Regions from separate parts of the Homo sapiens genome. Here region 1 is linked to region 2. Evidence: read pairs that join two places in POLR2A ChIA-PET (ENCODE). Cell type or tissue: A673. All regions are shown on one strand. Each heading gives the region's core, and the rest is flanking DNA. Links, peaks and the distances in the headings are about the cores only.

Region 1 (4,399 bases), core at 233-4,232, 180 kb after region 2:
CCTGGCCAGTGTGGTAAAACCCTGTCTCTACTAAAAATACAAAAATCAGTTGGGCTTGGTGGCACACACTTGTGTAATCCCAGCTACTTGGGAGACTGAGGCGGGAGAATCGCTTGGACCCAGGAGGCAGCAGAGGTTGCAGTGAGCCGAGATCACGCCACTGCACTCCAGCCTGGGTGACAGAGTGAGACTCCATCTAAAAAAAAAACAAAAATAAAGCAGTAGATGATGGTCTACCTGTATTTACCTATATGGTAAAAAAGGAAGTGGAACAGATTGGGGTGTGGGAAGGAAAAGGTGATGTATTGGCTGCGGGGAGCCTGAGAGCCTGGGAAACATCCAGAGGAGGATGTCTCTGGTAGACTACAGGAGCTCGTCTGGACCTCAGAAGGAAAGTCTGAAATAGAGGTTTAGTGTGGGAGTCATTTGTACATATGTAGATGGTAATTGAGGCTTTTGAAATAGATGAGATTCTTAGGAAGAGCGGTTAGAGGAAGAAGAGGGCCCAGGACAAAGCCCTTAAGAACACCCACATTTAAGGACCAGGTAGGTAAGGACTACTGGAAAGGGAATAGTCAGAGAGGGAAGACAAAAACCAAGAAGTTGTGGTATCTCAGAAGACAAAGATTTCAAGAAGGAAGGGGCAGTCAGCAATACCAAATGCTGCTGGAAGGTCAGGTAACAGGCCACTTCCAGGCTATCATGGGTCACCTTAATGTGAGCGGTAGAAGTAGAGGGTTAGGATCAGAATGAGTGCGAGGAAAGGTTTGCAGAGGGAGATGAAAGGCAAAGAGAAGGAAGAAGTTGATAGACACATGGAGGTTGATAGGGTTTTTGTCTTGTTAATCTTTATATGCTCAGCCTCTGCAACAATGTGTGGCATACAACAAGCGTTCAATGAATGTTTGTTATATAAAATGGGAGAGACCAGGCGCGGTGGCTCACGCCTGTAATCCCAGCACTTTGTGGGAAGGGTCACTTGAGGCCAAGAATTCTTGGCCAGCCTAGGCAACATAGCAAGACCCTGTCTTTACAAAAAATACAAAAATTAGCCAGGCATGGTGGCACATGCCTGTAGTCCCAGTAACTTGGGAGGCTGAAGCAGGAGGATCACTCAAGCCCAGGAGTTCAAGGCTGCAGTGAGCTATGATCACACCACTGCACTCCAGCCTGAGCAACAGAACAAGACTGGGACTCTTAAAAAAAATAAATAAGATGAGAGAGAACAGGATCAGAAATACAGGTCAATGATTACCCTTGAATAAAAGGAGAGAAATGCCCTTTCTTCTGAGACAGGGAGAAGATAAGTGTGTGATCATTACAGCATCCTTTACTGACTACTTACCATGTGGCAAGTACAATCAATGTTAAACATCTCATAAGTGTTACCTCATTTCATTTTTGTGAAACCCCTTTGAAGTAGTTACTGTTTTGACCCTAATTTACCTGTGAGGAAACTGAAGTTCACTGAAGTAAAGCTACTTTCTTAGGACAGGAGTTGGCAAACTTTGTCTGTAAAGGGACAGATAGTAATTAGCTTTGTGGACCACAGGGTCTCTGTCACAGCTACTCAGCTTTGCCATTGTAGCACAAATGCAGCCATAGACAAAACATAAATTAATGAGTATTATCAATGTCCAATAAAACTTTATTTATGGCTGGGCGAAGCGGCTCATGCCTGTAATCCCAGCAATTTGGGAGGCTGAGGCGGGTGGATCACCGGAGGTCAGGAGTTCGAGACCAGCCTGGCCAACCTGGTGAAACCTCATCTCTGCTAAAAATACAAAAATTAGCTAGGCATGGTGGCACGTGCCTGTAATCCCAGCTACTCAGGAGGCTGAGGCAGGAGAATCGCTTCAACCAGGGAGTCGGAGGTTGCAGTGAGCTGAGATCACACCACAGCACTCTAGCCTGGTGACAGAGTGAGACTCCATCTCAAAAAAAAATATATATATATATTTACAAAACCAGGCACCAGGCTAGATTTGGCCCATGGGCTGTAGTGTGCCAACCACTGGCTTGGGGGGATAAGGGGGAAGGTCACATAGCTAATTAGTGGTAGAGCTAGGATTTGAACCCATCTTGGGGGGAATCCTGTGCGCCTGTATGCTTGGCTGCTTCTACATTATGTTGCCTCTTATCGTATCTTCAGTGTAAGCCACTGTAAAGATCAGACATATTTACCTATACTCTTATAAAACTTTTTAATGGAGCTGGGCACGGTGGCTCACACCTATAATCCCAGTATTTTGGGAGGCCAAGGCAGGCGGATCACCTGAGTTCAGGAGTTTGAGACCAGCCTGGCCAACATGGTGAAATGCCATCTCTATTAAAAATACAAAAAATTAGCTGGGCCTGGTGGCACTTACCTGTAATCTCAGCTACTCGGGAGGATGAGGCAGGAGAATCACTTGAACCTGGGAGAAGGAGGTTGCAGTGAGCTGAGATCACATCACTGCACTCAGCCTGGGCAACTGAGTGAGACTGTCTCAAAAACCACGAAAAAACAACTTTTTAATGGATTTGATGTGTGTAACCTTGGGTGATAAAAACTAAATGCTGGAATATCCTCTGATTTCTAGCACTGGGCCATCAGTCAGAGCTGGTACAGAACAATGGTACCAGTTACTGCTAATAATAATAGCGTGCCAGAAACAAAAGGAAATGGAGATGTTCTAAATGTTTAAAGATATTTAGATGTTTAGATGGTCTAAATTGACCATAGAATGAACCTCTCACCCACTTAGCTGGGGCTTACAGCAACTAATGCAGACAAGTAGAAAAGAACAGGACTTTCACTGCCTTTACTGATAAGGAACCTCCCATATCAAGAGGGAATCAGTAACAACCCTCATTGGGAGCCAGTAAATCCTTTGGCATTTACCTGTGAGTCTGTTCCTGCCAAAGACTATGTATTGTGTCTAGTGTCTCTTATCCCTTCATTCCTTACTGGGAAAATGAGAACTGTCTGTCCTCTTTAAGGGTTTTAATGAAACCTGGTTAGGATTAATTTTTAGAAGGTACCTTGGAAATATGATTATGTAATTTATTTTGTTCCTTTAATCTCTATAGTATGTTTCTCCAGAAGTACTAAAAGAAGATACATGCAAATAACTAAAACTATTTTAATATAACATTTCAAAAAGTAATTTTTCAATCAAGATATGTATATTGTCACAAATTGTACATAAGGTGGAGAATAAGTATCTTGGAAAAGTGGTCAATAAGGAAACACAGATAAGCTCAGGGTAAATGGACTGATTCAAGGGTTCTAATCTCATAGTTCTCAGCCAAACTGTGGGCCTGCCAAAATTGGACCAAACCAAGCCTGCAACCCAGGGTCATCATTCCTAAACACTGTCCTGCTGATGGTCCGAAACCTTCTACTCTGCTTTGAGAAGTTGGCGCTTCTACTTGGTTCATTCTCCACGCAGGATCTGGGTATCTTGTATAAGACAAAGTTCAGGCACTGCTTCAAAGCAGTTATGCCTCTTAAAATTGTCAAGCCTACCTACCCTCTGAGAGGAAGAGATTTTTTTTTTATGAGACAAAGTCTCTGTCTGCCAAGCTGGAGTGCATTGGTGTGATCATAGCCCACTGCAGCCTCGAACTCCTGGGTTCAAGAGATTCTTCTGCCTCAGCCTCCCAAAGTAGCTGGGACTACAGGCACATGCCACCATGCCTGGCTAATTTTTTAAAAAATCTTTGTATAGATGGGGGTCTCACAATATTTCCCAAGCTAGTATTGAATGCCAGGCCTCAAGCAATCCTCACACCCTGGCCTCCCAAAGCGCTGAGATAACAGAGGTGAGCCACCAGCCAGGGAAGAGATTTTGAACCATTTGGAGTTTTGGATTGGCTGGCTAGCAATGTAACTTTTATAGCCAACAATAGGTGCCAACATTACTACTTGGAGCATAACAGTACTGTGGTATATTCCTCAAGTTTTATGGAAATTGGAATCAATTTTTTAGAGCTAAGCATATCTAAATGATTTTAGGGTTAAAGAACTTGAAATAAGGACATGATCAGTTGAAACCGAAATAATGATAACCACTACTATTTATTGAAAACTTGTAATGCATTGAGAACTGTGCCTAGGATTTTATATTAATTCTTTCATTTAATCCTCCCACCAATCTCAGGCAATAGGAACTATTCTTGTTATTTTCTTGAGAATGAAACACATGAGATCTAGAGAGGTAGGTAATGTGCCAAGGTGTGACACACACAAAGTGGATGGTGTAGCTGTAATTCAAGCCCAGGAGCCTACCTCCAAAGCCCACAGGTGTAGCCTTCCTGACGCCTGCTGCTGTGGTTTCAGATCATACTGAAAAGAATGTGTTTGGTATTGTAGCCCATTGGGCAGACTTGACTGTTTTTGATTCCCAACTCTGAA
Region 2 (4,399 bases), core at 198-4,197:
CCCTGCTAGGGCAACTTAATCTGGTTTTTATATTAGATTTAATTATTTATTAAAACTTCTAAGTTTAATTTTTAAAATGCATTGCATTATTGCCATTAAAACAAAATTTGGACAGATGGACCTAATTTGGACTCATATAGAAAAAAATGGAATAAAAGAAATTTATGGGACCATTTAGGAGATTTGAAAATTTGACCTTGTATTTTATGGCATTAAAAAATTATCGTTAAATTTTTAGGTTAAAAAAAAAAATTTAGGCTGGTGCTGTGGCTCACTCCTGTAATCCCAGCACTTTGGGAAGCCGAGGCAGGCGGATCACTTGAGGTCAGATGTTTGAAACCAGTCTAGCCAACATGGCGAAACCCTGTCTCTACTAAAAATACAAAAAATTAGCCAGGCATGGCGGCAGGTGCCTGTACTCCCAGCTACTCAGGAGGCTGAGGACGAACAAGAATACCTTGAACCTGGGGCAGGGCAGCAGAGGTTGCAGTCAGCTGAGATGGCGCCACTGCACTCCAGCCTGGGCAACAGAGTGAGACTCTGTCTCAAAAAAAAAAAAAAAATTAGATATATTAATGGTAGAGTTAATGTTTTTTGTTTCTTTTTGTTCTTTTGAGACAGGGTCTCACTTGCTGCCCAGGCTGTCGTGCAGTGGTGTAATCGTGGCTCACTGCAGCCTTGACTACCTGTGCTCAAGCAGTCCTCCTTCCTTGGCCTCCCAAAGCACTGGGAGTACAGGCATGAGCCACCATGTGCGGCCAATGTTTTTTTTTTTTTTTATGGTTCTTATCTTTTAGACATACATTCTGAATATTTATAGATGAAATGATTTATTTAGGATTTGTTTCAAAATAACGGAGTGCTGTGGGAAGTACGTGGGCCATGAATTGATAACTGTTAAAGCTGGGTATGAGGCAGTTTATTATATTCTTCTGTTACTTTTTTATTTAACATTTTCTATAATTAGAAAGTCCAAAAAATAATATTTAATAACCATCTATGAGGTTTATAAAAATGATTTAGATGTCTTTATTCCTTGTAAAATGACATAAAAGCATTACCTACAATAAATTCCACCCCATTTTCTTTTCATAAAAAATTTTTCTTCTCATAATCCATATTCCTTATTCTCTGCTGTGAGAAAAGAGCTCTTAAAATTGTCACATGATGTCAAAAGAAAACAAGGGGGAGAAGGAGTCACTTTACTGTGCCTACAATGAATTTTATATAACACCTTTACTTTTCTTCCCTTTCCAACCTGATTAAAAATTTTTTTGCTCTTGGGAGGGAAGGTGGGGTGTCCACAGGCAAGTTATTGTTACATTATAGTTAACATTCAACTGTATCTGCATCTTATCACAAACAAATACATGTATATATACACAGAAATATGTGGAAAGTACTTAGTCACTCTCCATATTTCAGGCATATGGTTTATTCTCTCCAGAGATCAATATCTTAGTTACTGAAGCTGTATCTAATTTTTTGCTAAAATAGTTATTTTGTGTTTTAAGAGAAATAAGTGTAATTCCTCAGTAGCAGGAATGGTATGTGGAAGTGATCGTTTTTTGGTGGTTAAGATATTAATAATTTGACAACATGCAAGATTTTGTGAAATATGAATAGTAGTTTATTATTTCAAACTTTTAAAAGTTGGGAAAAGAGGAATTTCAAATTAAAATCTATAAAGTATTGGAAGAATCTATAGAAAAGAGCAACTAAAGCCGGGCGCGGTGGCTCACTTCTGTAATCCCAGCGCTTTGGGAAGCCGAGGCGGGACTATCCTGGCCAACATGGTGAAACCCCGTCTCTACTAAAAATACAAAAATTAGCTGGGCATGGTGGCGCGCCTGTAGTCCCAGCTACTCGGGAGGCTGAGGCAGAATCGCTTGAACCCGGGAGGTGGAGGTTGCAGTGAGCCGAGATCGCACCACTGCATTCCAGCCTGGGCGACAGAGTAAGACCCCGTCTCGAAAAAAAAAAAGAGCAACTAAAATGCTTAATAAATATCTCTCTTTCAAAGCCCTCTGATATGATTCATTACACAGATTTAAAGATAACAATGTTATAAACCGTTCAGGAGAGTAGTTTTGAAGACTTAACTTCCATTAACGCAGTGTATTTGAGAATTGAGTTTTCCGGAAAATTGAGGCTGAGGCAGGAGAATCGCCTGAACGCTGGAGGCGGAGGTTGCGGTGAGCCGAGATCGCGCCATTGCACTCCAGCCTGGGCAACAAGAGCGAAACTCCATCTCAAAAAAAAAAAAAAAAAAAAAAAAAAGTATGATGAAGAACGGAGAATTTTCATTTACTTCCAACTCTTGTGTTGGTTTCTCAGCTTGTCTCTTCTCCCTGCTGTGAATCCTATCACTGCCTTTAGAGTTAACTTAATAAGTGACAAATCTGATTATCATTCACTGGCTTCAAAACTCTAGTGTCACCACGTTGTTCATGTGAAAGTCCAAATCTCTTTCCTGTAGCATCCACAGTTCTAGCTTCATCCTTTGCCTCTCTCAGTAAAGAACTATAAACTCAAGCAGCACACCACACTCTTTGCTGGTCCCAGGGTACGCAATGCTTTTCTTATCACATTGTGCATTTGAATGTTCTATTCTCTTTGCTTGGAGTGGTTTTTCTCCACTTCCCATCTCCTATCTTGTAAGACACAACTAAAAGATCACATCTTTAAAGCCTCCCCAGTTCCCTCAGACAGGGCTAGTTATTCATTTGCTCCGTTTTCTCTTTTTTTTTTTTTTTTTTTTTTTTTTTTGAGACGGAGTCTCACTCTGTCGACCACACTGCAGTGCAGTGGCACGATCTTGGCTCACTGCAACCTCTGCCTCCCAGGTTCAAGTGATTCTCCTGCCTCAGCCTCCTGAGTAGCTGGGACTACAGGCGCGTGGCCACCACGCCTGGCTAATTTTTGTATTTTTAGTAGAGACAGGGTTTCACCACATTGGCCAGGCTGGTCTCGAGCTCCTGACCTTGTGATCCGCCCACCTCGGCCTCCCAAAGTGCTGGGATTACAGGCCTGAGCCACCAAGCCCAGCCCACTTCCTCTGTTTTCATAAACACCTTTTGTACTGTATTGTAACCATTTGGTGGTAATCATCCCTTCTATTGATTGATTGATGCAATCATTCATTCATTTGGAGGTATTAATCTAAAAGGTACTATGTTCCAGACACTGTTTGGTACTGGAAATAGAGTTATTAAAACAGTCGCTGTCTCTTCCCTCTGTTAGTGAAGGACACATATGTTAAAGAATCACAAAAACATCCATATAATCACAATTGTGACATCTGTGAAGGTGGGGTCTCTGTTCAGTATCTCTCTGTATATTGCCCACCTTCCATCTTCCCACCCGCATCCCACCAGCACATAAGCTAATGCTTCACACAAAAGAGCAACTCAATAAATGCTTAAAGAAGTGAATGATGAATATATAACTGTACATGAGCTACATGGATTTCTTTTAAACTTTTTATTTTGAAATAATTGTAGATTTACACGCACTTGTAAGAAATAATACTGAGAGGTCGGGTGTACCCTTTATCTAATTTCCCTTAACAATAAGATCATACAAATCTATAAGATGGTATCACAGCCAGAATATTGATATTGATACAGTTCCCCATCCTTGTTCAGATTTCCTCAGTTTTACATGTGTGTATATTTAGGTCTATGAAATTTTCCCATGTCGGTTTATATATCCACCACAATGGTCAAGATTGAAGAAGTGTTATCATGAGGCTACATTATCACAGCTACTTCCCTCCCATCCCCCTTCCACCACCCTCTATCCAAAATCCCTGGCAACCACTAATCTGTTCTTCATGTCTATAATTTTGTCATTTCAAGAATGTTATACAAATGAAATCATTCAGTATGTAACCTTTGTGGATTTTTTTCCCACCCAGTGTAATTCTCTGACGATTTAACTGAGTTGTGTGTCAATAGTTAATACCTTTTTGTTGTTGAGTAATTTTCCATGGTATGGATGTATTATAGTTTGTTTAATCCTTTATCCATTAAAGAATATCTGGGTTGTTTCCAGCGTTTGGCGATTAGGAATAAAGCTGCTGTGAACATTCTCGTACAAGTTTTTATGTAAACATAATTCTCCATTTCCCTGGGACAAATGCCCAGGAATGCAACTGCTGCGTTGTATGGTAATTATGTGTTTGGTTTTATAAGAAACTGTCACACTATTTTCCAGAGTGGCTGTACCATTCTACATGTAAGAGAGTAGTTGGGCACTGAAAAATCCAGTTTCTCCATATCCTCACCAGCATTTGGTGTTGTCATTATTTTTTATTTTAATCATTCTGATAGGTAAGTAGTAATATTTTCTCGTGGCTTTAATTTACATTTCCCTAATAGTTAACAAAATTGAACAT

Evidence for each region. Peaks named below come from ENCODE experiments on the same cell type or tissue, not always from the same donor. Only the 100,000 strongest peaks of a DNase experiment are listed, where the experiment ranks them.
Region 1: POLR2A ChIA-PET joins it to region 2 with 5 read pairs; 2 of 35 experiments call an interaction of 5 or more read pairs at or near these places.

Annotation. Positions count from the first base shown.
Region 1 is chr12:118,152,553-118,156,951 of GRCh38, reverse strand. All of the region lies in intron 19 of TAOK3 (TAO kinase 3), which reads left to right. Among named protein-coding and RNA genes, the nearest start is that of PEBP1, 19 kb to the right of the region's middle. RefSeq lists a silencer at 2,802-3,002. In A673, for the core only: no CTCF peak of the experiment used is centred there; no DNase peak of the experiment used is centred there.
Region 2 is chr12:118,337,157-118,341,555 of GRCh38, reverse strand. The region is part of intron 1 of TAOK3 (TAO kinase 3); the gene reads left to right. Among named protein-coding and RNA genes, the nearest start is that of TAOK3, 34 kb to the left of the region's middle. RefSeq lists a silencer at 143-370. In A673, for the core only: no CTCF peak of the experiment used is centred there; DNase peaks (open chromatin) are centred at 2,445 and 4,143; H3K4me3 peaks cover 855 bases; H3K27ac peaks cover 2,858 bases.